Linked DNA regions of Homo sapiens: region 1 is linked to region 2. Evidence: chromatin loops called from intact Hi-C (ENCODE). Cell type or tissue: endothelial cell of umbilical vein. All regions are shown on one strand. Each heading gives the region's core, and the rest is flanking DNA. Links, peaks and the distances in the headings are about the cores only. Region 1 overlaps LOC107987016 (a long non-coding RNA gene). Region 2 has its middle 20 kb from the start of PTGS1.

The links. Peaks named below come from ENCODE experiments on the same cell type or tissue, not always from the same donor. Only the 100,000 strongest peaks of a DNase experiment are listed, where the experiment ranks them.
Region 1: it touches region 2 in a loop (16-fold over the local background); 12 of 110 quality-filtered maps call a loop at or near these places.

The regions. Positions count from the first base shown.
Region 1 is chr9:121,539,743-121,552,236 of GRCh38, forward strand. All of the region lies in intron 1 of LOC107987016 (a long non-coding RNA gene), which reads right to left. Among named protein-coding and RNA genes, the nearest start is that of GGTA1, 46 kb to the left of the region's middle. RefSeq lists a silencer at 6,428-6,477. In endothelial cell of umbilical vein, for the core only: a CTCF peak has its summit at 6,394 (motif pointing right); a DNase peak (open chromatin) is centred at 6,429.
Region 2 is chr9:122,344,306-122,356,799 of GRCh38, forward strand. No RefSeq gene overlaps it. Among named protein-coding and RNA genes, the nearest start is that of PTGS1, 20 kb to the right of the region's middle. RefSeq lists a silencer at 6,297-6,503. In endothelial cell of umbilical vein, for the core only: a CTCF peak has its summit at 6,451 (motif pointing left); a DNase peak (open chromatin) is centred at 6,426; H3K4me3 peaks cover 195 bases; H3K27ac peaks cover 816 bases.

The sequences.
Region 1 (12,494 bases), core at 2,574-10,573, 810 kb before region 2:
TCCTTCTGGAGCTCATGTTGAGATGTACAGGGGAGGGAGACCCTTGTAACACAGATTTGAAAAATAATTCAGATATGCATCTTGAAAACAAGGAGAGGCCAGGCGCAGTGGCTCATGCCGATAATCCCAGCACTTTGGGAGGCTGAGGCAGGAGGATCACCTGAGCCCAGGAATTTGAGACCAGCCTGGGCAACATAGTGAGACCTTGTCTCTACAAAAATTTAAAAAGTTAGCTGGGTGCAATGGTGTGTGCCTGTAGTCCCAGCGACTTGGGAGGCTGAGGCGGGAGGATCACTTGAACCTGGGAAGTCAAGGCTGCAGTGACCTGTGACCAGGCCACTGCATTCCAGCCTGGGCAACGGAGTGAGAGCTTGTCTCAAAACACAAAACAAAACAAACAGAGAGAGTTTCAGTAAACAAAATAAAGTATTTGTGTGAAAAAAGATTCAGATACACATTTGAAAAGAAAGTATTCTTTTGGAAGACAAAGGGAATATGATTCTGAAGGAGTGAAACATGAAGGATATTTCTATTGGTTGAGCTTGTAACTTTTGGGCCATGTGGCATGATGTTCTTTTGCTATGAGGGGCTGTATTCCCTCATCACTATACTTTTGCCACACATTGACTTTAAGCTTCCTAGCAAGTGGTGTGAAAAGGGAAATGTGGCCACTTACACAATGTCCAAAGTCTAGGAAGGATGACAAACCAATTGCTTAGGAGAAGCAGGACGCTGGTACTGAGATAGGAATAAGGTGCCCCTGGGCCCAATGGAGGGTTCCAGGGGAAGATGACAGAGCGGAGGGTGAAGAATGCCCTCGGTGACAGCCTTCCCATCACGCCAATCCAAAGACAGTACACCGCTTCCAAGGAGGCCAAGACCATGTGGGCTGCATGGCCCACTCTCTGCTGGCCTAGCCTTTCCCCTGGAGGTGTTTAGACTATCAAGATACAGACCCTATCTCTACAAAAACAACAATTATAATTAGCAGGCGTGGTGACACACACCTGTATTCCCAGCTAATTGGGAGGCTGAGGTGGGAGGATTGCTTCAGCCCGGGAGGTTAAGGCTGCAGTAAGCCATGATCATACCACTGCACTCCAGCCTGGGTGACAGAGTGAGATCCTGTCTAAAAAACAAACAAAACCCCCCCATACACAAAAAACTATCAAGAGGGTTGGTTCCCCTTCAGAGGACTTGATTTTTTGATTTATGGGACTCTGTGAGTACTTTGAGTTTGTGGTCCCTGTGGAAGCCTGGGAACTGAGTCTTTCTCTTAAGCCCCGAGCTGTCTGGAAAGGTACAGTCTCATTCATCTGCCTTCCAGCATCACTAGCTCCAGGGCTCCTCCCTGGAATGGAGGCCTCTGTCACCCTGCCTGGGTGGTCCTGCTATCAGGACACTGTACCAGGCTCCGGTGAGGGTCTCAGCCCCATAACCACCGAGTCACTGTCTCAGGCTCTTGGTTCCTTCCAGGCTGTGGTGAGGTCCCTCTGTTTTGGTTTGGCTGAGGTGGTTGAAATGAACAGGACTGCTCTGACCAGCTCACAGAAGGGGAAGTGGATGGCACGAGCACAGGTAGGGCAGCCAGGGAGCAGAGATTCTCTCAACACCCCCAAATCTCCAAATCAGGGTGCCTTGGGATGCAAATGGCAAAAATCCCAAGCTAACCTCGAGCAAAAGAAGGAAGAGGAGGAGGTATTGGCTTATCTGGCTTCAGGTACTGCTGGATCCAGCACTCCATCTTGCTTCCCTCATCTGCCTCCTCCCTGCTCATTCAACCTCTGGCTCAATCCCACCCTCTCAGCTGCCAGTGAGCAGTTTTTCTCTTCTTATCAGTTCTAACCATGGTCCCAGCCAGACACAAGTCTCACTGAGCCAGATGAGGTACCCGGCCCTTCTCTGAACCAATCACCACAGCCAGGGGGAAAGAATTACACTGATTGCCTAGGTCTGTGTCTCCACCCACTTCTAGGCAACTCAATCCCCTAGACTAAGGTTTTAGGAGTTCCTTAGGGAAAATGGACATCCAGAAGAGAGGCTGATAGGCAGAGACAGATCCATCCTTTCTATCCAGGAAGCCCAATACCGCTGGGCTCCCAGAGCCAGGGAGCTGGTGGGGGGCTGAGGTGGGCCCTGCAGGGCTATGGCATTCTGCTTCTCTCCTGTGCCTTTCCTCTCCTTTCTTTGGTGGCCCTTCTATTTCCCCTCCTAGTCCCTAGTCTGCCAATATGGAGACCCAAGCCACCCCAGGGCCAGGTGACACAAGCTCATGGAATCAGTCCATCTGGGTTTGAATCTTGGCTCTGTGTTTCTTAGCTGAGGGACTTGGGACACTTCACTTCATCCATCTGAATCTCATTGTCCTCCCCTGTGAAGTGGGCCAGGACAGGGCCACCCTCGTGGGTGGTGGCTGCCAGAGCTTCATGAGATAAGGCATTAAGAACACTTAGCAGAAGCTGCTGTGGAAAACAGTCTGGCGGCTCCTCAAAAAGTTAAACATAGAATTACCATATGATCCAGCAATTCCACTCTTGGCTATAGACCCAAAATAATTGAAAGCAGGGACTCAAACAGATGTCTGCACACCATCATTCATAGCAGCATTAGTTACAACAGCGAGAAGGTGGAAATAACTCAAGGTCACCAACAGATGAATGGATAAACACGATGTGCTAATGTTGACAGGGCTCAGGGCAGGATACCCCCGATACGGCATCTTGGCTTTTTTTTTTTTTTTTTTTGAGAAGGAGTCTCGCTTTGTCACCCAGGCTGGAGTGCAATGGCATGATCTTGGCTCATTGCAACCTCCGCCTCCCCAGTTCAAGTGATTCTCCTGCCTCAGCCTCCCGAGAAGCTGGAATTACAGGTGGCCGCCACCATGCCCAGCTAATTTTTTGTATTTTTAGTAGAAACGGGGTTTCACCATATTGCCTAGATTGGTCTCAAACTCCTGACCTTGTGATCCACCTGCCTCGGGCTCCCAAAGTGCTGGGATCACAGGCGTAAGCCACTGCGCCAGGCCCATCTGGGCATATTGACTATTTCAAGCTGAAGGAATTTGAGAAATGGCATGTTCAGGAAAGACTTTCTGACCTTCCCCTGTCAGGTCATAAAACCCACTTGTGAGAGGTGCCCTCTCTCTACCCAGAGGAAAGGAGCCTCCTAAACTCTGAAGATGAAAGGATGTCAAGAGGAATCTGAATGAACAGGCCTCAGTAAATTTCCCCTAGCTGATTACACTCAGCTCTTTGTCTATCCCATTCTTCCGTGACTTTCTGCTTTGTCGAACCTACCATAAAACCAGCCTGGGCAACACAGTGAGACCCCCATCTCTACAAAAACACAAAAATTAGCTGAGTGTGGTGGCACGCACCTGTAGTCCCAGCCACTCAGGAGGCTGAGGTGGGAGGATCACTTGAGCCCAGAAATTCAAGGCTGTGGTGAACCATGAGTGCGCTACTGCACTCCAGCAGACAACAGAGCAAGACTCTGTCCCAAAAACAAAAAATAAAAAACCTAGCATAAAAACAGTCAGGTTTAATGGCTTCTTTGCGTCTTCATTTCTTTATGAAAGCTCCTGTATTACATAGAACTTACATAAAACTCATCTGAAATAAATTTATATGCTTTTCTCTCTTTTTTTTTTGAGATGGAGTCTTGCTCTGTTGACCATGCTGGAGTGCAGTGGCGCAATCTCGGCTCACTGCAACCATTGCCTCACGGGTTCAAGCAATTCTCCTGCCTCAGCCTCCCAAACAGCTGGGACTATAGGCACAAACACACCACCATGCCTGGCTAATTTTGTATTTTTAGTAGAGACAGGGTTTCACCATGTTGGCCAGGCTGGTCTCAAACTCCTGACCTTGTGATCCGCTCGCCTTGGCCTCCCAAAGTGCTGAGATTACAGGTGTAAGCCACTGCACCTGGCCCTGTTTTTTTGGGACAGGGTCTTGTTCTGTCACCCAGGCTGGAGTGCAGTGGTGTGATCTCGGCTCACTGCAGCTTCTGCCTCCTGGGTTCAAGAAATTCTCCTGCCTCAGCCTCCTGAGTAGCCGAGACTACAGGTGCCCGCCACCACACCCGGCTAATTTTTTATATTTTTGGTAGAGACAGGGTTTCACCATGTTGGCCAGGCTGGTCTCGAACTCCTGACCTCAAGTGATCACCCTGCCTTGGCCTCCCAAAGTGCTGGGATTACAGGCATAAGCCACTGTGCCCGGCCAGTCTCTCATCTTTAATATATATATACACAAACACACACACACACACACACACACACACACACACACACACACACACAGACATATAAATTCGTCAGGGTTCTCCAGAAAGACAGAACTAGTAGGATACGTGTGTGTGTGTGTGTGTGTGTGTGTGTGTGTGTGTGTGTATACATATATATATATATATATATGAGTTTATTAGAAAGATAAACTTTCAGTTTAAAAATCAGGAAAGTCCTGGGCAAGGCGGAGTGCTTGGTCACCTGGCCTGCTGCTCAACTCTCTTGGTTTCCCAGTTCCACAACTCAGCAGGATATTGGTTTGGTTCAGCTCATTTTTCCTAGCCAAGCCACTCAGGTCACTAACAGACCTGCAAGGGTGTCCTTGGGGCAGGGGCTGACCCCTGGTAGGGGGCCTAGGGTCACGTGGTGGGGCATCCCTTTGAAAGGCCTGTGGGTGAAGCAGAAGCAGAATGGCTTCAGGGTAAGACCCCACCTGGGAAGGTTGGTGGCCACTGACCTCAAAGCTAGCACTTTGGAAAGCAGCCCAGTGGTGAGAGCAGGGGGACATCAGGCTTTCAATCTGCCCAGCTCAAGCCTGTGTTCCTCAGCCAGGTGCACCTGCCTGTGATCCCATTTACTTTGGAGGCTGAGGCAGGAGGATCACTTGAGGCCAGTTAGAGACCAGCCTGGGCAACATGGGGACACCCTGTCTCTACAAAAATTTTTGTAAAAATTATCTGAGAATGGTGGTGCATACCTGTAGTCCCTACTACTGGGGAGGCTGAGGTGGGAGGATGATATGATCCCAGGAGTTTGAGGCTGCAGTGAGCTGCTACACTCCAGTGTGGGGGACAGAGCAAGAGCCTGTTAAAAAAAAAAAAAAAAGGCCAGGTGTGGTGGCTCACGCCTATAATCCCAGCACTGGGAAGCTGAGGCCAGCGGATCACTTGAGGCCAGGAGTTTGAGACCAGCCTGGCCAACATGACAAAACCTTGTCTCTACTAAAAATACAAAAATTAGCCGAGCATGTTGGCAGGTGCCTGTAATCCCAGCTACTTGGGAGGCTGAGGCAGGAAAATTGCTTGAACTGAGGCGGAGGTTGCAGTGAATCGAAATGGCACACTGCACTCCAGCCTGAGCAACAGAGCAAGACTCCGTCTCAAAAAAAAAAAAAAAAAAACATGCTCCAATTCGTTTACCGGTCCCTTCCCCCACCCTCCTTTGCCCTGATATCACAACTTTGCCCAGAAAGGACTCAGAGACCCCGCCCCTGTACTTGGGCGTGACAGTGCCCTGGTGTGAGGGGGCATCTTCCGCTGACCACCCGACTGACCCCATCCTCTGGTCCCTACTGTACGCTGTGAGTTACAACAGTGACCATGACCATAGGGCCTACTATGTGCAGGGTGCTCAACAGCCCTCACATAAGTGTCACAACAGTCCTGGAAGGTCCCTCACAAGCGAGGAAACTGAGGCAGGAGCCACGAGATCACTGGCCTGTCTGTGGCTGAGCCAGACTTGAACCTGGTCTGTCTGACTCCAGAGCACGTGCTTTTTCCGACACTTCCTGCCCCCCAGAGTCATCCCATTCCGGAATCCAGGCTCTGGGATCCCAGGGCCTCAGGGACTGGGCACCGTCCCCCCAACCACCGCCGAGGAGTGGGCGTTTCTACAGCCTTCTCCGTGGGCCTGCGACCCCCAGTGCGAGGGGAGGGCCGCTGGGGGCTCTGGAAACCCCCTCTTCCATGGGTGGGAGGCGAGGGGCTGAGGCGCAGCGCTGGGCTGGGCCCAGGCCGGCTTCGCCCACACCTGGGATGGAGGCGGAGGCGCTCCGGGTGTTCTGCAGGCGGGAGGCTTTCCACCCCGCTGGCCCCTCACGTCGGCGCATCCTCATGGGATCCTCACGAGGAGCGAGTGAGGTGGGCTCCATTCTTATTCTTTCCCCTGGCAGGAGGCGAGCAGAGGCTCCGGACTCCACAGGTGGCGCGTGGTGAGTAGCCAAGATGAGCTCAGGCAGCCTCTCCAAAGCAGGGGCGCTAACCTGGCCACCTCTCACACCCTGGCTCCCTGCTGGCCCTCTCCACCCCCGCCCGGTCCCTAAGGCCACATCTCTTCCCCGTCCTCGGCCAGCTCAGCCCAGGCCGTCCCTCCCTATGCCCGCCAGGGGGAGTGCGAGCTCCTTGCAAAGACCTCAGGAGGCCGCTGGGAAGGTCTGGACAGGCCAGGCGGGGCGGGAAGCAGGAGGACCCGCGGGGCGGGGACCGGAGCCGCTGGGAGGCCGCCCAGTTTGACGTCCTGCTCCTGCCCAGGCCTCGCCAGGCCCCGGCCCTCCGCAGGCCTCAGTTCCCTTGTCTATAAAATGGGAGGTGGAGCCCTTGGGAGCAGAGCTGCTCACCTTTTAAGAGCATGTGAGTCACCTGGGAATCTTTTTAAAGGCAGATTCTGATGCAGTGGATCTGGGGTGGGGCCTGGGAAGCCGCATTTCTAATGAGCTCCCAGGTAAGGTCCATGCTGCTGGATCCTGGATTCATCTCTCTTTTTTTTGTTGTTGTTTTGTTTTTTGAGACGGAGTTTCACTCTGTCGCCCAGGCTGCAGTGCAGTGGCGCGATCTCGGCTCACTGCAACCTCTGCCTCCTGGGTTCAAGTGATTCTCCTCCTTCAGCCTCCCGAGTAGCTGGGATTACAGGCGCCTGCCACCATGACTGGCTAATTTTTGTATTTTTAGTAGAGACGGGGTTTCAGTATGTTGGCCAGGCTGGTCTCGAATTCCTGACATCAGGTGATCCACCCGCCTCGGCCTCCCAAAGTGCTATTACAAGCTTGAGCCACCGCACCTGGCCTCTGGATTCATCTCTAAAGGACCCGCCAGCTCCGATGACAATTTGTTTTTTTGGGTTGAACGAGGAAGACCTGCCTGTGTCCCAAACCCTTCTGAAGAAGTGGCTGTTCATGTGGTCATTAACTTATTCCCTCATTCATTCATTCAACAAGCATCCTCTGAGCCTCTCTCTGTGACAGGTCCCTGCCTGGTGCCAGGGATATAGAAATAGACAAGATCCTGTCCTGCCCTTGAGGAACTCATGGACACAAGAACCAGAGATTAGCACCCAATGTGATCAGTGCTGGGGGAGAAAGAAGCCCAGGGCAGAGGTGCGAGAATACCAGAGGAGCCCCTCACTAGACATGTGAGGAGGTCAGGGAAGGCTTTTGGGGGAGAAGACCCCTCCCCCTCCCCCTCCTTTGTTTTTTATTTTTGAGAAAAGATCTTGCTCTGTCACCCAGCAATCACTGCTCGCTGTATCCTCAACCTCCCAGGCTCAAGCTCAGCCTCCTGAGTAGCAGAGATTACAGGTGAGTGCCACCACCCGGCTAATTTAAATTTTTTTTTTTTTTTTGTAAAGACAGAGTCTCACAATGTTGCCCAGGCTGGTCTCAAACTCCTGAGCTCAAGGGATCCTCCTGCCTTGGCCTCCTAAAGTGTTGGGATTACAGGTGTGGGCTCCACCTCCTCTTGATGAATGGGCAGAAGAGCACCAGGCAAAGGGGAGGGGAGGGAAAGGGTTTTCCAGCAGAGGAACGGGCATATACGAGGCCCTGAGCAGAGAAAGCCAGGCCATGGGGGTAAAGTGGTTATGCAGTGAGAGGGGCTGCACACAGACACACAAGAACACATAAACCCCTCACATAAAGCAAACACGCAAACACACCAGCACATACATACACCCCCTCAGAGGTGCAGATGTGGGTAGGAAGCTGCACCCTGAAAGAGAAGAGAGTTCTTATTCGGGAACTTCAGTGAGCTCCGACTGGAGTGGGTTGTTGTAGGACGGTTTCCTTAGCAATCCCCTGCTTTCCTCCCCAAATACTCTCCAAGGACCGCTTCCAGGGCTCTTTCAGCTCCACCGCTGAGGCTCCCCTGGCTGCCAAACTCCAGAGTCTACCCCTGCCCCATCTCCCTTCTCCACTCCCATCCTCAACTCCGGGCCCCCAGCTCTGAAGAACTGACCCCAGGGAGTGTCCTGTCACATACGGGCCCACTCTCATCCCCACCCCTCTCTGCCCCTGTCGCTACCTGCTTTTCCCTACCCCTGGCCCCATGCTGTCCCTCCAGCAACTTTGAGAGGCAGATCTGATTTGCGCCTTTGTTTTTGTTTTTGTTTTTGTTTGAGATAGGGTCTTGCTCTGTCACCCAAGCTGGAGTGCAGTGGCGTGATCTAGGCTCACTGCAACCTCCGCCTCCCAGATTCAAGCAATTCTGCCTCAGCCTCCCAAGTAGCTGGGACTACAGGCTTGTGCCACCACGCCCGGCTAATTTTTGTATTTTTAGTAGAGACAGGGTTTCGCCATGTTGGCCACGCTGGTCTTGAACTCATGACCTCAGGTGATCCACCTGCCTCGGCCTCCCAAATTGCTGAAATTACAAGTGTAAGCCACTGTGCCTGGTCTAGGCCACTGGTCTTACTGTTTGTTTTCTATTTGTCCCACTTACACGGTTATTTTTCTCTCTTTTCTTGCCTTCTCTTGCCAGCCTACACCAACGTACCCAGCAAAAAATACTCTTCAAAAACAAAGGTGGCCTCTTCTAGAAGATCTGATTTTATAAAAAGAAAAAGAAAATTTTTTTTTAAATTCAAGTGAAACTGAGACATTTCATACAAATAAAAATGGAAAGAATTTATCACCAGCACGTCCCCATCAAAGAATTAGCAAAGGGTGATTTTCAGGCAGGAGAAAATGGATCCCAGATGGAAACTTGGAGATTTGGGAGGAAATGAAGGCCAATGGAGAGAGAAAATATTTGGTTAATCTAAACAAATATTGTCTGTATAAAACAATAATAATTAGGTCTTGTGGAGTTTGAAATATATAAAGGATTCAAATAGCAGATGGTAACAGATGACAATAGCATCCAAGTCAGGAGGGGGTAAATGGAGTTTTAAGTGGTCTAAACTTCCTGCATTTCCCTACGAGCAGTGAGAGTTTGTCTGTAGCAGACTTTAATAAGTCAAGGATACGCATTATAATCTTTAGGATAACCACTAAAAGAAAGGAGTACTAACAAATTAATAAAGCAATGCCATGGATTAATTAAAAGTACTGTATCAGTCTGGGCTTGGTGGCTCACGCCTGTAATCCCTGCACTTTGGGAGGCCGAGGTGGGCGGATCACTTGAGGTCAGAAGTTCAAGACCAGCCTGGCCAACATAGTGAAATTCCGTCTCTACTGAAAACACAAAAACTAGCTAGGCGTGATGATGGGTGCCTGTAATCCCAGCTACTCAGGAGGCTGAGGCACGAGAATCGCTTGAACCTGGGAGACGGAGGTTGCAGTGAGCGAGATCGCACCACTGCACTGTAGCCTGGGTGATAGAGCAAGACTTTGTCCAAAAAAAAAAAAAAAAAACCCACCAAAACAAACAAAAAAACCCATATAATCCATAATAAGGTGAGAAAGGAGGGAAAAATATATTTTTAAAAGAAACTTCAGGGTAATTAAAATGTTCTTAAATTGGACGGTGGGCACACAGTGTCCCACTTCAACCTGATTCATATACTGCACGTATATTAAATAAATTTTTTTTTTCCAGATGGAGTCTTGCTGTGTTGCCAGGCTGGAATGCAGTGGGGCGATCTCAGCTCACTCACTGCAACCTCCGACTCCCTGATTCAAGCAATTCTCCTGCCTCAGCCTCCCGAGTAGCTGGGATGATGGGCACATGACACCATGCCCAGCTAATTTTTGTATTTTTAGTAGAGATGGGGTTTCACCATGTTGGCCAGGATGGTCTCGATCTCCTGACCTCATGATCCGCCCACCTCGGCCTCCCAAAGTGCTGGGATTACAGGTGTGAGCCACCAAGCCCAATCTAAATAAATATTCTTTTCTCCGAACTCCACAGTTGATAAAAATGTTTAAAAAGCAAAGCAAGTGGCAGAACATTAGGCATATGCAATATGACCTCATTTGTGTGTGTGTGAATATATATATATATATATATATACATATACATATATTCTTTCTGTTGAAGAAAATCTGGGCTGGGCATGGTGGCTCATGCTTGTAATCCCAGCACTTTGGGAGGCTGAGGCAGGAGGACTGCTTGACCTCAGGAGTTTGAGACCAGCCTGGGCAACAGAGTGGGACCCTGTCTCTACAAAAATAATAATGAAAAAACTACCTACATATGGTGGTGCGTGCCTGTAGTACCAGTTACTTGAGAGACTGAGGTGGGCGGATCGGTTGACCCAGGCAAGTGGAGGCTGCAGTGAGCCATGACCGCTCCGCTGCACTCCAGCCTGGGCGACAGAGCTAGACCCTGACTTAAAAAAAAAAGAAGCCAGAAAAATAATCTGAAGCCTGTTTGCCAAAATGCAATCAGAGGTTGTGGTGGGATGGAATTCTGCAGGGAAGCTGCCCATGCCTGCCTTTTTCTATAGTCCATGGAGTTTGCATGTTGTTTTCAGGAAGTATATTATTACTTAATAATTACAAGTCACAAACAGGCCGCAAATATGTTTCCGTTTTGAAAAAATTAATTTGAAACTATGTGATGAGAATAGGATCGATGGCTGCCGTGGGGTCCCCAACGCCTGCCGATCCCGCGGTGTCCTCCGCTCTCCCCAGCACCAGCACCTCCAGCTGAGCGCCCCGACCACCTGCCGTCGTGACCACCTCGCCCACACGGTGGCGCTGCGGGGACAGCCCAGCCTCTCCAGGCTCCGAGGGCAGGGGACTGTTGTGGCAGGGAGGGGGCGGCGTGTCTTCGGGACCTGATTGATTTCTTTGGCCTCCCGCCGACAGCCTTACCAGGTGGCATCCGGAGCGCACGCTGGCAGCCAGTCAGTCGCCTCCGTGGGTAGCTCCGGAGCATTCACGCGGTGGTGCCGCCCAGCCCACCTCCCCCCACCGGAGTCAAATGGGCTCGTGTCTCCTGGCGACAAGACTGGATTCCCAGAGCAGGCCTGGAGGGCTCTCACGGCACTTGTTAGGACAGGCTTGGGGCCTGCCTCCAGAGGACCTTAGGTTCGGGTCCTTGGGGGAGTGCAAGCCGTGTTGACCCACCTCACGCGTCAAGGGAACTACAGAGGAGGGAGAGGGGGGTCTTGCCTGGGCCCCTCTGGGCTGAGGTTGAGTGTTTCTGATCTGTCTCTGAATTCTCCCACATGCAAATCTGAGCAAGCCACTCCCTGCTTAAGACACGCAATGGCTCCCTATCGCCCTCAGGAGAAGGTCCAAGTCCCTAAGCCTGACTCCTGAGGTTCCTTACCACCGCCAACACCCAATGCTCCATCTCACTTAATCCCTTCATTCCCTTAAACCTGTCAGGCACTTTCTTACCTCTGAGGTTCCCACATGCCATTCCCATTCACTCAAACACCTTTTCACTCCTTTTTCTTCTTGGCTAACTCTGACTCATCCTTCAGACCTATAGTTTAAATGTTGCCTCCTCCCGGAAGCACCCCCCTGCCGCCCAGCCCCCAAAGGTCCCCCAGGCTTCCCTTTCTCAACATCACATGGAGTCTCGCTGTGTCACCTAAGCTGGAGTGCAGTGGTACGATCTCTGCTCACTGCAACCTCTGCCTCCCAGGTTCAAGCGATTCTCCTGCCTCAGCCTCCCAAGTAGCTGGGATTACAGGTGCACACCGGTTAATTTTTGTATTTTTAGTAGAGACGAGGTTTTGCCATGTTGGCCAGGCTGGTCTCGAACTCCTGACCTCAACTGATCCTCCTGCCTTGGCCTCCCAAAGTGTTGGGATTACAGGCGTGAGCCACCACGCCCAGGCTTCACACTTGATTCTAATGATGGGTTTATTGCCTGCCTCTTTCATTGGACGGTGGCCTCAGGAGGGCAGGGGTCTGTCTTCCTGGGTCATTACTGCTCTCTCAGGGCCAGGACCATGCAGCACTCAGCAGGTGCTCCATACATTGCTGTGCCATGAGCGAATGTTCGTGACCATACCTCTCCTGGTGGTGGGTGCTTGAGGGGTGTGCAAAGACACTCGGTGGCCTCTGGGTAGGTGGAGGTGGCAGGGACGAGGCACAGTTACCACAGCCTGTCTAAGGAACCACTGGGCTTCCCTTGGACTCCTGCTGTCTGGAGAGACAAACCACAATGACTGGTGGTTGCCAGGCCCCTCCCCAGCACCCAGAGGGTGGCTGGACACAGGCTGACCTCAAGCGGCACCAGAAAGAGATGAGTGTGTGTGTCCCTTCACCCAGCCCTGTCTGGCCTCCTCCCTGTGCACGCGGTCGCCTCCCAGACTC
Region 2 (12,494 bases), core at 3,044-11,043:
ACACGTTTACTTATGTAACAAACCCGCACATCCTGTACATATACCTCTGAACTTAAAATAAAAGTTGGAAGTCGGGCCGGGCACAGTGGCTCACGCCTGTAATCCTAACACTTTGGGAGGCTGATGAGGGTGGATCACCTGAGGTCAGGAGTTCAAGACCAGGCTGGCCAACATGGCGAAACCCCGTCTCTACTAAAAATACAAAAATTAGCCGGGCATGGTGGCGGGCACCTATAGTCCCAGCTACTCGGGAAGCTGAGGCAGGAGAATCGCTTGAACCTGGGAGGTGGAGGTTGCAGTGAGCTGAGATCACGCCATGGCGCTCCAGCCTGGGCAACAAGAGTGAAACTTCGTCTCAAAAAAAAAAAAAAAAAAAAAGTTGGACATCAAATAAACAAACAAACAAACAAAACTATAGATGCTCAACGAATTTATGTCTGTGTGATAGGTACAGGGGAACTATGTGAGGCATGTGTTAATGATATGAGCATTTGGAGTCTACAGGGAATGTGCCTGATGTGTGTGTGTGTGTGTGTGTGTGTGTGTGTGTGTGTGTGTGTGTGTGTGTGTATTTGTCCCCATTGTGTGATTGGGGGGCATGAGCTCCAGATACAGTACTGTGGAATGCTGAACTGCCTCCTCCATTTACAGGTTGACCTTAGGGAAGTCATTTAACCCCTCTGAGCCTGACTTCTCATCTGTAACACAGATACTAATAATCACAGCTAACATTTACTGAGCACTCAGTCTATGTGTGGCACTGTACTATACGCTTCTCATGCATGATGATCTCATTGACTTCCCAACAACTCAAAAAAGGAGGTACTACTATCGGCCCCATTTTACAGATGGGGAAACAAGCTTGCCACAGGTTAGATAATGGTGAAGCCAGGATTCAAACTCAGGTGATCTGACTGTGGTGTGAACTTTTAGCAGCCAGGCTAAATGAATAGGACCTGTTGCATAGGCCTGTCCGAAGGATTGAATGAGGTCATCCACCCAGCAGTGCATATGGCACATAGTAATCACTCGGTAAATGTTATTGCTATTATTTGCACATAGATATGGGACATATAAAACAGCTACAAGAATGTGTGGGAAATGGGCATGTAGTATATTTGTGACAGAGAGATGTGTAGCTGTGTTTGTGTGGTGTGTATAGACATACATTTACACAAGGTTTATGACACATGTATTTGGGTATATGAATATACGATATATTTTACATGATGAACACAAGGCATGTAAATCCATGTATTATGATGTCTTTGGATGTACTATATTGACATGTGGCTTATGAAATTAGACAAGCACATACTTGAGGGTTGTGATACACATATGGTCTACCCGGGGTCTGCGTATGTATACATCTAGGGTGCAGGCATAAATGTGCACATGGCACACAGCAGGACACTTGTGTGCACAGAAGTGATACATATTATAGATGCAGATGCCATAGAGAGAGATCAGATGTAGGCCAGGTGGTGGCTAATGCCTGTAATCCCAGCACTTTGGAAGGCTGAGGCAGATGGATCACTTGAGCTCAGGAGTTCAAGACCAGCCTGGGCAACATGGCAAAACCCGTCTGTGCAAAAAGTAGATAAATTAGCCAGGCGCAGTGGCGTGCACCTGTAGTCCCAGCTACTCAGGAGGCTGAGGCAAGACAATTGCTTGAGCCAAGGAGGTGGAGGTTGCAGTGAGCCCAGATTGTGCCACTGCACTTCAGCCTGGGTGATGGGAGTGAAACCCTCTGTCTCAAAAAAAAAAAAAAAAAAAAGGTATGCATGTAGCAGAGATAGTATGCATGTTGTATACTAGACTATGCATATACTGTATACCATGCATTTATATGGTCTAGTATGTGCAGATGTATGTGAGGTGCTTATGCATGGGGTATTTATAGGCATGTGGATGTAAGTGGAGTATGTTTGTGTAATACATATACTTGGAGGTATATATTGTATATAATTTTGAGATGTATCTATTTGTTTGTGACACATATTTTGTGCATCTTTGCTCCAGCGTCACCTTCTTAAGTTAAAATATCCATAGCTACCCTGTTTAAAACAGCCCCAATTTCCCACCAGTCCCTTCTTCCCTTTTCTCCCTAAAAGTATTGATTTTTAATATACCATATAATGTAGTAATTTAGGATGTTCTGTTTCCTCCCTCACTAGAGCATAAACTTCAGAAGTCCAAAGCTCTTCTCAGTTTTTACTGTATTGGCCGCCATCCATTACAGCTCACTGCAGCCTGCATGGAACTCATGGGCTCAAGCGATCCTCCCTCCTCACCTACCCGAGTAGCTGGGACTACAGGCGCGCGACACCACGCCTGGCCAGCTTTTCTCTTTGTTCACGCTGGACCCCCAGTGCCTGGCACAGGGCCTGGTCCCTGGCAGATGCCCACCCACTCAGCCACCACGTGTGGAAGCAACACGTGGATGTCGGCGCAGGCAATGCGGCTGTGTGGGGCACGTGCAGCGTGCAGTGGAGACTTAGGTGCATGGCACAGACACGCATGTTACAAGGGGTGCGACCGGCAGAAGGCTTGTGCGCGCGCCTGAATACATGACGGCCGCCTGCCCGCTGCCGCTTGCCCGTCGCTAGGTCACCTCGCACCCTCGCCCGGCGGCCCTCGGTGGGCGGCCCCGTCCGTCTCCCGGGGCGCGACCCCGTGTACCCGCGCGGCGGTCCCGGGCTGCTGTCATTTCCCGGCGGCCGCAGGGCGGGGAGTGAGCGGGCCGCGGCCCGGCCGGGCGGGCAGGAAGCGCGCATTGTTCGCGGGCCGCGGCCCGGCAGGGAGTTCCCGGCCCCGCGCGGACATAAAAGGAGAAAGAGCGCCCGCGGAGCGGCCCGGGCGGCCGGGGGAAGCGCGGCCCCGTGCTCCGCTGACCCCGGCGTCCACTCCCGGCTCCGCCCCTCGGCTTTGAGGCGCAGATTCGAATCCCGGCTCGCCGCCTCCCTGAGCCTGGGAAATGAACGTTGGCTACTGGAAGCCCTCTCAGGGCAGACCCCCGTGCTCGCCCCCTCCACTCCCCGCGTCCAGTTTCCTGCTCCGCTAAAAACCCAACCCTGTGCTACGGTTCCTCAGCCTCCTGACAAGAGAAGGTGCACAGTGAAACCCAGGATTTCGGAGGAAAGTTTCACCAGCTAAGAAACCTACCACTGTAGCTTGAGCCACGCCCCACAACTCTGGCCTAAAACACCCTCTTCTGAGCGGAACGTTGTTTGCAGGCACCTTTATGGATGGGAAACAGAGACCCGGAAGAGGAAAAACTTGCTTAAGGCCATCAATAACAAAAACCCTATTGTGCAAAATTTTTACAAACCGGGGGCTTTCTCCCGTGCTTAGAGGCATTGCCACTTTCATGGTGGTTGTTGATTGAAAAACTGATGGAATGATCACTTACTGGGTGAACCGGCGTCACACCTGATACTGAATCCTCACGTCCCTTTTGGAGGTGGACATGAGTAAACTGAGGCCCAGAGATATAAAGTGTCTTGCCCCAGCTGGTTGAGGAATGGGACTCGGCCCTGCTCTGTTTTGGGAGATGTTACTCCTGACAATGCTGGCACCATAATCTTGGGCGGGGACATATTTGCATAAGGGTTAAGATCTAATCAAGTCAGGAAAAAGTAAGGAGTTAGCAACCCCACCCATTGCAGCCCAGCCCAGCCCATAGCATTGAGCTTTGCCCTCTTGGCCTAGATTGTCCTCTTGCCTCTTTGGTGGGAAAAGGTAGGAAAGGAAAAGGTTGAATCTTCACAGTTCCCACAGGGGCCCAGAGAGGTTAAGTGAGTGGCACCAGGTCACACAGCAAAATGGCTGTGAAGCAGAGCCTCCACTCACACACAGCCAGACCTCTCTTTTTGGGGAGAACCCTTTTCCTGCGTCCTGAAATTTTGGGGACCTGTCCTGAGGTGTCTTCACCCACTAGGCCAGGAGATTCTGATTATGGAGAAACGGCCTCCCCTCCACCCCTATCCCTGCCCGGCCGGGGAACCCTACACCCTGGGGTAATTGAGATCAGATGCAGCTGTGACCCACAGAATGCTCCCTAGGAACCTGGAAGCATTTATTGTCTGGAAGAGAATCCAGGGTTATCCTCCCTCCCTTGCTGTCCCCTCCCCAGGCGGCCTGGCCGAAGGTGGATCGGGCCTGAGGAGCCTCTGGTGCTGCCCCGGGTTAGAGCAGAGGCCTTGATGAATACGACTGCTGAAAGCGTCTTCCTGGCTTCCTCCTTCCTGGGGATATGGTTACAGGGGGCCAGACTTCCTGCCCAGCCTGCCTTCGCCTTCGCCTTTTTAGCAAAGTGTGGTTCTGCAGGCTCTCCTCCTGCAGGCAGCTCCGCACGCCCACCCCCATGCTTTGCAGCTGGGGCACCAGCTGGCCCCATTTCATTCAGAGCCCAGCTCAAATGTCACCTCCTCAGGGAGACCCTCCCTGGCCACCCTATATGAACCAGCCCACCTACCAGCAGTCCTTCCCTCTCACCCTGTTTAATTCTCTTCATATCACTTATCTTTAGTTGGGTGGTTCATTTATTTTCTTTCAATAATGTTTATTTCCTCTCCCCACCGCAAGAATGTGAACCCTGGGAGGAAGGGGACTTTGTCCTGCTCACTGCTGTATCATGAAGCCTGGAACTGTGCTTGGCACATAGTAGGTGCTCAGTAAATACTGGCTGAAAGAACAAGGCAAGGACTGAGCAACTGCTGTTGACCTCTGAACTTGGAAGTTGGCCTTGAATCACATTGCTCTGAGGTGAGGTTTGCAGTTTCGGATCTCCACCCTTTGGCTTGTCCTGATTGCACATCTCTGGTATAAATCCCCACTATCTTTTTTTTTTAAACAGAGTCTCACTTTGTCACCCAGGCTGGAGTGCTGTGGTATGATCTCGGCTCACTGCAACCTCTGCCTCCCAGGTTCAAGTGATTCTCCTGCCTCAGCCTCCCGAGTGTGGGATTATGGGTGCCTGCCACTACACCTGGCCCCTGGTCTCCAATTTCTTGTGTCTGGATTTTGGTTCTCTCTCCTCACTCAACAAGCCCATTTTACATGGTAGTGCTATGAAGTCGGGCAGGGTGCCTGCTGGCCAATACCATACCTTTGTCTGACTTGAGAAAAGGTGCTCCCTAATGGGAGGATGCAGTCCTGCTGGTCCCCAGCTTGACCAACAGAAAGTGAACTTACATGAAGAAAACGGACCATCTTTTTTGGCTGACACAGCCCCACACTTGGGCATAGGTTGGCTGATTTCAGACCTCTTGTGTAGTGCACAGACTCCACAGGTGTGTGACTTGTGCTTGGTTTAATCTTCTACTGCCATTGTCTTGAACATTTTAATATTTGAACAAGGGGCTGCATATTTTTATTTTTCAAAGGGCCCCTCAAATTACGTAGCTAGTCCTGATTCTACACACAGTCCTGATTAGGTGTTAGCTGCCCCCATTATACAGAGGGGGGAAGCTGAAGCCCAGAAAAGGTGACCACTAACGTGGCTCAGTGAAGCCTGGTGGGGCAGAGGCTGGTCTGCCAGCTCCTAGCTGGGTGAGGCTGGGCACACTCTGTTATGGGGGAAACAGGCATGGTCCCCTCCCCTGACCCCCGCAGGTGCTCAGGATCAGAGAGAAGAGAGATGCTGTTCACTTGTTTGCATTGCCCGGACACAGCAGGTGCTTGGTACTTGTGGGGGACTGAGGTGCCAGGGCAGTGTGGTAGAGGGAGTGACGCTTTCCATTAGGGGCTTTGGAGAGGGCTCCCTGGAGGAGGTGTCAAGGGATCTGACATTGAAGGATGAGGAGGGTTTGAATCAAGAGAGGAGGGGAAGGATATTCCCAAGAGAAGGTCCAGGATGGGCAAAGATCGCTCAGTCTGGATAGGAGAATGAGGATGGCACTGGAGAGGTAGGGGCCTCAACGTCAGGGTGAAGATTTTATCTTCTGTGTGGGCTTGGGAGAGTCCCCAGCTTCTACTCCAACCACAGCAGATCAGTGTAAACATGTTTTCTGTTTTATACATGGGATGGAGGTGCAGGGAGTGAGAGGGTCTTTGGATTTTGCTTGTAAAAAAAGAAGTTGCCTCTAAAAATATGGTTAAAAGCCACAGCTGTCGGGGATGGAAAACAGAGAAGGAATTAATACTCCGTCTGGCAGCTCTGGCCTTCTTTCCTTAAGGAGGGTTTGCCCTCTTTAAGGAAAACCCATAGCCTCAGAGAGGGGCAGGTGTCTGCTCTGGGTCCCTGGTGTATCTAGAACCCAGGACTCCTGACTACTAGATTGGTGCTTTTTTGACTTCATAGCTGCAGGAACTCATCTCCACAGGCCTGTGGTCCAGTTTCCGTGGTCTCGTGGCAAAGCTGCATCTCCAGCAGCAATAGATGCTTCCTTCTCCCTCCTCTGGCCGGCCTGCCAGGCCAGCCCTGGAAAAAGGCGGCCTATGCTGCCACCTGGTGGCCACTCACAGGCAGGGGAGGGTGCCACTTCTCTGCTGGGAGCTAGCTGCATTGTCCTGGTAACTGATGGTCTAGACACGGGATCCTGTGCCTGGGTGGGGGTTGCCCTGTTCTGGGGCATTGACCCCTTTGGGAATCTGGGACTATTAATGGTGGTATGGCCCACCTCAAATCTGTTCTTCCTTCTGTCTTTCCCAGTCTAAGGGACTTAATACCCTAATTGTCTAATCTGGAAGCCTGGGTTTTACCCTTGACTCTTCCCCCTCTCTTTTCCCCTAAATCCGGTCTGTCCCGAAGTCCTGTCAAGCCTACCTTTTAGGCACATATGGCATGTGTCCCATGCTCTCTATTCTCAAGACCACGACTCGGGTCCAGCCGCGTCATTGTCCTCACCTGGTCTTCTCCCCACTCAGGCCTGTCTGCAATCCACTCCCCAGTCTACATCCAGAGGGACTTTGTTAAAATGCATGAATACTTATATTCTCCCTGCTTGAAACCATCAATGGCTCCCTATTACCCCCAGGACAAAACTTAGCCTTTTTGCCAGGCTGCCTCTTAGAATTGCCACCCTCTTAGAAATAGTCTCTTACAAACCCTCTAGCTCTGCTTCCCACAAGCCCCCTCTTTCCCCCACTAGCTGGGCAGCATAGCACAGTGGTTACAGGAGTAGATGCTAGTGCCTGGGTATCTGCTTTTTTTTTTTTTTTTTTTTTTTTTTTGCAATGGAGTCTCACTCTGTCGCCCAGGCTGGAGTGCAGTGGCGCAATCTCAGCTCACTGCAAGCTCCGCCTCCTGGGTTCACGCCATTCTCCTGCCTCAGCCTCCCCAGTAGCTGGGACTACAAGCGCCTGCCACCACGCCTGGCTAATTTTTTGTATTTTTTTTTTTTTTTAGTAGAGATGGGGTTTCACCCTGTTAGCCAGGATGGTCTCAATCTCCTGACCTCATGATCCTCCCGCCTTGGCCTCCCAAAGTGCTGGGATTACAGGCGTGAGCCATCAAGCCCTGCTGGTATCTGCTTTTAAATTTCGCTTTTGTCATTTGATAACTGTGTGACCTCAGTCAGGTTCCTTATCTCATTTTCCCAATCTCCAAAATGGGATTGATGATAATAGTGCCTAAGAGGCACTATTAACTGAAATATCACATAAGAAATTGTGCTAAGTTGGGCCAACTACAAGGTTAGAGGGCAGAGACTCCACACAAGACCACTTTCATTTCTTTCTTTCTTTCTTTTTTTTTTTTTTGAGATGGAGTCTGGCTCTGTTGCCCAGGCTGGAGTGCAGTGGTGTGATCTCGGCTCACTGCAACCACCACCTCCAAGGTGTGAGTGATTCTTCTGCCTCAGCCTCCCAAGTAGCTGGGACTACAGGTGCGTGCCACCAAGCCTGGCTTTTTTTTTTTTTTTTTTTTTGTATTTTTAGTAGAGACAGGGTTTCACCGTGTTAGCCAGGATGGTCTCGATCTCCTGACCTTGTGATCCGCCCGCCTCGGCCTCCCAAAGTGCTTGGATTACAGGCGTGAGCCACTGTGCCCGGCCCACCTTCATTTCTTAAAAATTTTTTTTAATTAAAAAATTAAAAAATAATTTTTTGTGTTAATTTTTTTCCCCCAGAGATGAAGTCTCACTATGTTGCCCAAGCTGGTCTCGAGCTCCTGAGCTCAAGTGATCTGCCCACCTTGGACTCCCAAAATGCTGGGATTACAGGTGTGCGCTACTGTGCCTGGACAAAAAATTTTAAAGTTTTAAAATTTATTCATTTATTTGTTTATTATTATTTTTGAAACAGAGTCTCAGTCTATCACCCAGGCTCGAGTGCAATGGTATGATTATGGCTCACTGCAGTCTTGACCTCCTGGACTCACGTGATCCTCCCACCTCAGCCTCCTGAATAGCTGGGACTACAGGCATGCACTACCATGCCAGGCTGATTTTTTATTTTTTGTAGAGACACAGTACCATTATGTTGCTCAGGCTGGTCTCGAACTCCTGGCCTCAAGTGATCCACCCATCTCAGCCTCCCAAAGTGCTGGGATTACAGGCATGAGCCACGATGCCTGTCCACCATCACTTCTGATACCAGCTACAAGTTCAAGAGGTTCCCCAAACCACCCTCAGATTCCGTAATTTGCTAGAAAGACTCACAAGACTCACTGAAAGCCGTTATACTCATGGTTATAGTTTATTACAGGGAAAGAATACAGATTAAGATCAGCCAAAGGGAGAGATGTATAGGGCAGAGCCCAGGGGGGTTTCTTTCAAACATGAAGTAAAGCTTCCATTGTCCTTCCCATGGAATCAGAATGTGTCACTCTCCTAGAATCAATGTGACAATATCTGTGGAGTATTGCCAACTGAGGAAGTGCATCTGAGCTCAGTGTTCAGAGTTTTTATTGGGGCTCTATTTTCTTTTCTCTAATTTACTTTATTGTAAGAATATAGCATATAATATATATAACATATAAAATATGTGTTAATCATCTGTTATGTTATTGGTAAGGCTTCTGGACAACGGTAGGCTATCAATGGTTAGGTTTTTGGGGAGTCAAAAGTTATATGTGAATTTTTGACTGCATGGGGGTCAGTTTCCCTAATCCCTGCATTATTTTTATTTTTTTGAGACAGAGTCTAGTTCTGTTGCCAGGCTGGGGTGCAGTGGCATGATCTAGGCTCCTTGCAACCTCTGCCTCCTGGGTTCAAGTGATTCTCCTGCCTCAGCCTCCTGAGTAGCTGGAATTACAGGTGCCTGCCACGATGCCCAGATAATTTTTGTATTTTTAGTAGAGACAGGGTTTCACCATGTTGGCCAGGCTGGTCTCGAACTCCTGACCTCAAGTGATCCACCTGTCTTAGCCTCCCAAAGTGCTGGGATTACAGGCATGAGCCACCGTGCCTCGCCACCCCTGCATTGTTTAAGGGTCAACTGTACTAGCTGTTATCCACTTGAGATGCAATCTACTTCTCACAGTTCCTCTAAAGGGGAACTCTCTGTCTCTGGGCCTTTGCACCTACTGTCTTCTCTGCTACGAACACCTTTTCTCTGGGAAGACCCTGGGGACTGAGTTAGGTGCCCTGCATGTACCTCACCTGCCTCCTCTTCTCCTCTTTCCCAGGACTTATCCCATGGTCATTGCCTGGTCAGTGGTCAATGTCTGTGTCCCCCATCACAGTGTGGGTACCTTGTGGGCACAGAAGCTTCTGTCTTATTCTTCCCTGTTCCAGGTGCTCGGCACAAAGTAAGCACTAAGGAACTGGTTATTTTATTATTTTTATTTTTGAGACAGAGTCTCCCTCTGTTGCCCAGGCTGGAGTGCAGTGGCGCAATCTCAGCTCACTGCAACATCTGCCTCTCGGGTTCAAGTGATTCTCCTGCCTCAGCCTCCTGAGTAGCTGGGATTACAGGTGCATGACACAATGCACAGTTAATTTTTGTATTTTTGGTAGAGACGGGGTTTCACCATGTTGGCCAGGCTGGTTTCGAACTCCTGACCTCAGGTGATCCACTCACCTCAGCATCCCAAAATGTTGGGATTACAGGCGTGAGCCACTGCGCTCAGCCAGGAACTGGTTATTAAGTTAAACTTTGAACTCTGTGCTATAGGACAGAACTTAAAAACTAGATTAGACTCAGAAAGGATTTGAAAATAAATGATACAAATCTGGTGAAAAGCCATGGTCAGAAGAGGGACATTTCCTCTACTTCATAATGACATTAACCATTTAAATGCCAGGTTCTGTGCCAGGTGCTTATCCATGCTATCTCTTTTCTCCTTTAAAGCCCATGCATACAATTATCTCCATGTTAGTGATGAGGGCTTGGCCATTTAGGGAGGCAAGGTGATTTGCTCAAAGTCACACAGCTAGTAAGGGCCGAGGCGGAACTCATGCCTCTTGGAGGAGCTTGCCTCCGAGAGCTTGTAGCCTCTGGAAACAGTGATGTTGGCAGGGAGGGTGATTGCTGCTTGCCTGACTCTGAGGGCCCACTGGGCAGAGAAAATGACCTGTGTTGTGGGCCCTGAGCAGCAGCAGGGCCAGCAGGAGGCTGGGGAGGTGGATTTCAGTTTCTTGTGTCCAAGAACGCAGGCTGCCTGACGGGGTGGCAGCAAATGAACTCTTGCCTTGCACATTTGCTGCCCATGTGCCTCAAGGTCCAGGCCTGGGCTGAGATCCCTCCTCTCTGTCTATCCCCAGTGCTGCTGGGGGTGGGGAGAGGGTTCTGGGGAAAGAGGAAGGAAGAGCCAGTCCAGCCAGAGGTCTGCAGAGGAGCCAAAGGAAGAGGGAAGGAAGAGGAAGGAGGGAGGGCTCGGAGTGAGGGCTCAGAGTGAGGGTTCTGAGATTCCCAGCTCCCTCCAGTGCCTGAGTTCGTGGGTTCTGAGAAACAAGACGCTCTCTGGGTTGGGGGTGGGCTGCCTGAATTTGACCTTTTGGGCAGATGGGGCAGAAATCAGGGCCTCAAACAAACTCCATCTTGAGAGCCAACTGGGGAAGGACCTTGGCCTGGGGGCCAGGAGCCCTGGATTCCAGCTCCTTCTCTGTTTCGTGTTCTTGGGCAAACTCTTTCAGCTGTAGGCCTCAGTCTCCAGATCAGTTGAATGGAGGTTTGGGCTCAATGACTTGAGGCACCCCCTACAGAAAGGCAGGAAGCTGGGGCTCAGAGAAAGGTTGGGGAGGGAACTGGAGGTTGGGTCAGGATGGGTCCTAGTGGTGCCTGTCCATGGGCCTAGAGCCGAGTTCCGCAGCCACCCCACCCACTCCCAGCTTCTCCTCTGCCCACCACACAGACCACAGCCTTCTCTTCTCCTTTTCTGTATTCAGATATCCTTCTGGGGAAGGCCCAGGCTGGCTCCTGGGAACTCTGAGCTGCTGAAGGAGGCAACTCTAGCAGGAGGGATTGCAGTTAGAGATACAGCAGGCCACAGGCTTGGGAGGAGACAGCTGGGCTGCAGGAGGGGCCACATTGAGTGCCGTGGGAGTGGTGAGGGGTCTTTTTCTTACCCTAGCCTACCTTTGGCCCAGTATCCACCCCCCAGCACTGGTTTCTTCTGGAGTCTGGACTACCCAGGAGGCTGGTGTGGGTTGGCGGGGGAGGTAGATAGGAAGGAATGCAGCCCTGGCCTTGTCTGAGAGCTCACCCTGACCAGGAAAGTCATGGAGGCTGTGCCTGGCTGGCTGGGGGGCCTGTGGCCAAGGGTGCAACGGCTGGATTCTACATTCAGTCTAGAACTGGGACTTGGTTTGACTTGAACTGAATTTAGTAGAGTTAAACTGAGTTGGGTTGTGTTGGGATGGGTTTGATTGGGTTGACTTGATTGGAGTTGAGTTTGATTGACTTGAGTAAGGTTTAATTTGGGTGGGTTGAGTGGAAGTAAATTGAACTGAGTTGAATTTAGGATAGTTGAGTCATAAAACCCCAGTCCTATCCATCACAAGCAGCCACTCTGTGGTGGGAGGCAAACTCCTGCTTCCTCCTCTCTCCTGGGCCTATGAGGCCTTCCCCCTGGTGCTCTCAGAATGGTACCTGCAGTCCTGATCCCAAGAGGTGGAAGGGTTGGGGTCAGTGGTGGATGACTGTCATCAAAGGGACACCCAGATTGCTTCTTGGCTCCCCTCCTCCCCATCCTCCAGACAACACATTTTACTATGAGAGAGGTAGAGAAAGGCACAGAGAAGAGATAGAGATGGAGGAAAAAGACAGTCAGTGAGGCACTGCTCTGAGGCGGTAATGGCATGGCGATTGATGCTTCTGTTCATAAAGATGGCTTCTGGGGACAGACACTGTTGTTTTCCCACCCACCTCCCAACCTGACGCTCAAATCTCCTTACTCTGGGTTCAGATTCTGGGCTCTCCAGCCTCAGGAGGGCCTCATTCTGATTCCCCTAACACTGTATGATCTGGGGCAGGCCCCCTCCAGTCTCTGGGTCTCAGTTTCCCCATCCATAAAATGAGAAGATTGGCCTCAGTTTCCTTCCAGCTCTATTGTGTCTAATACTAATTTCCTGACTGGGGAAGTAGCTTTAGCTCCTGGTTCTCAGGCA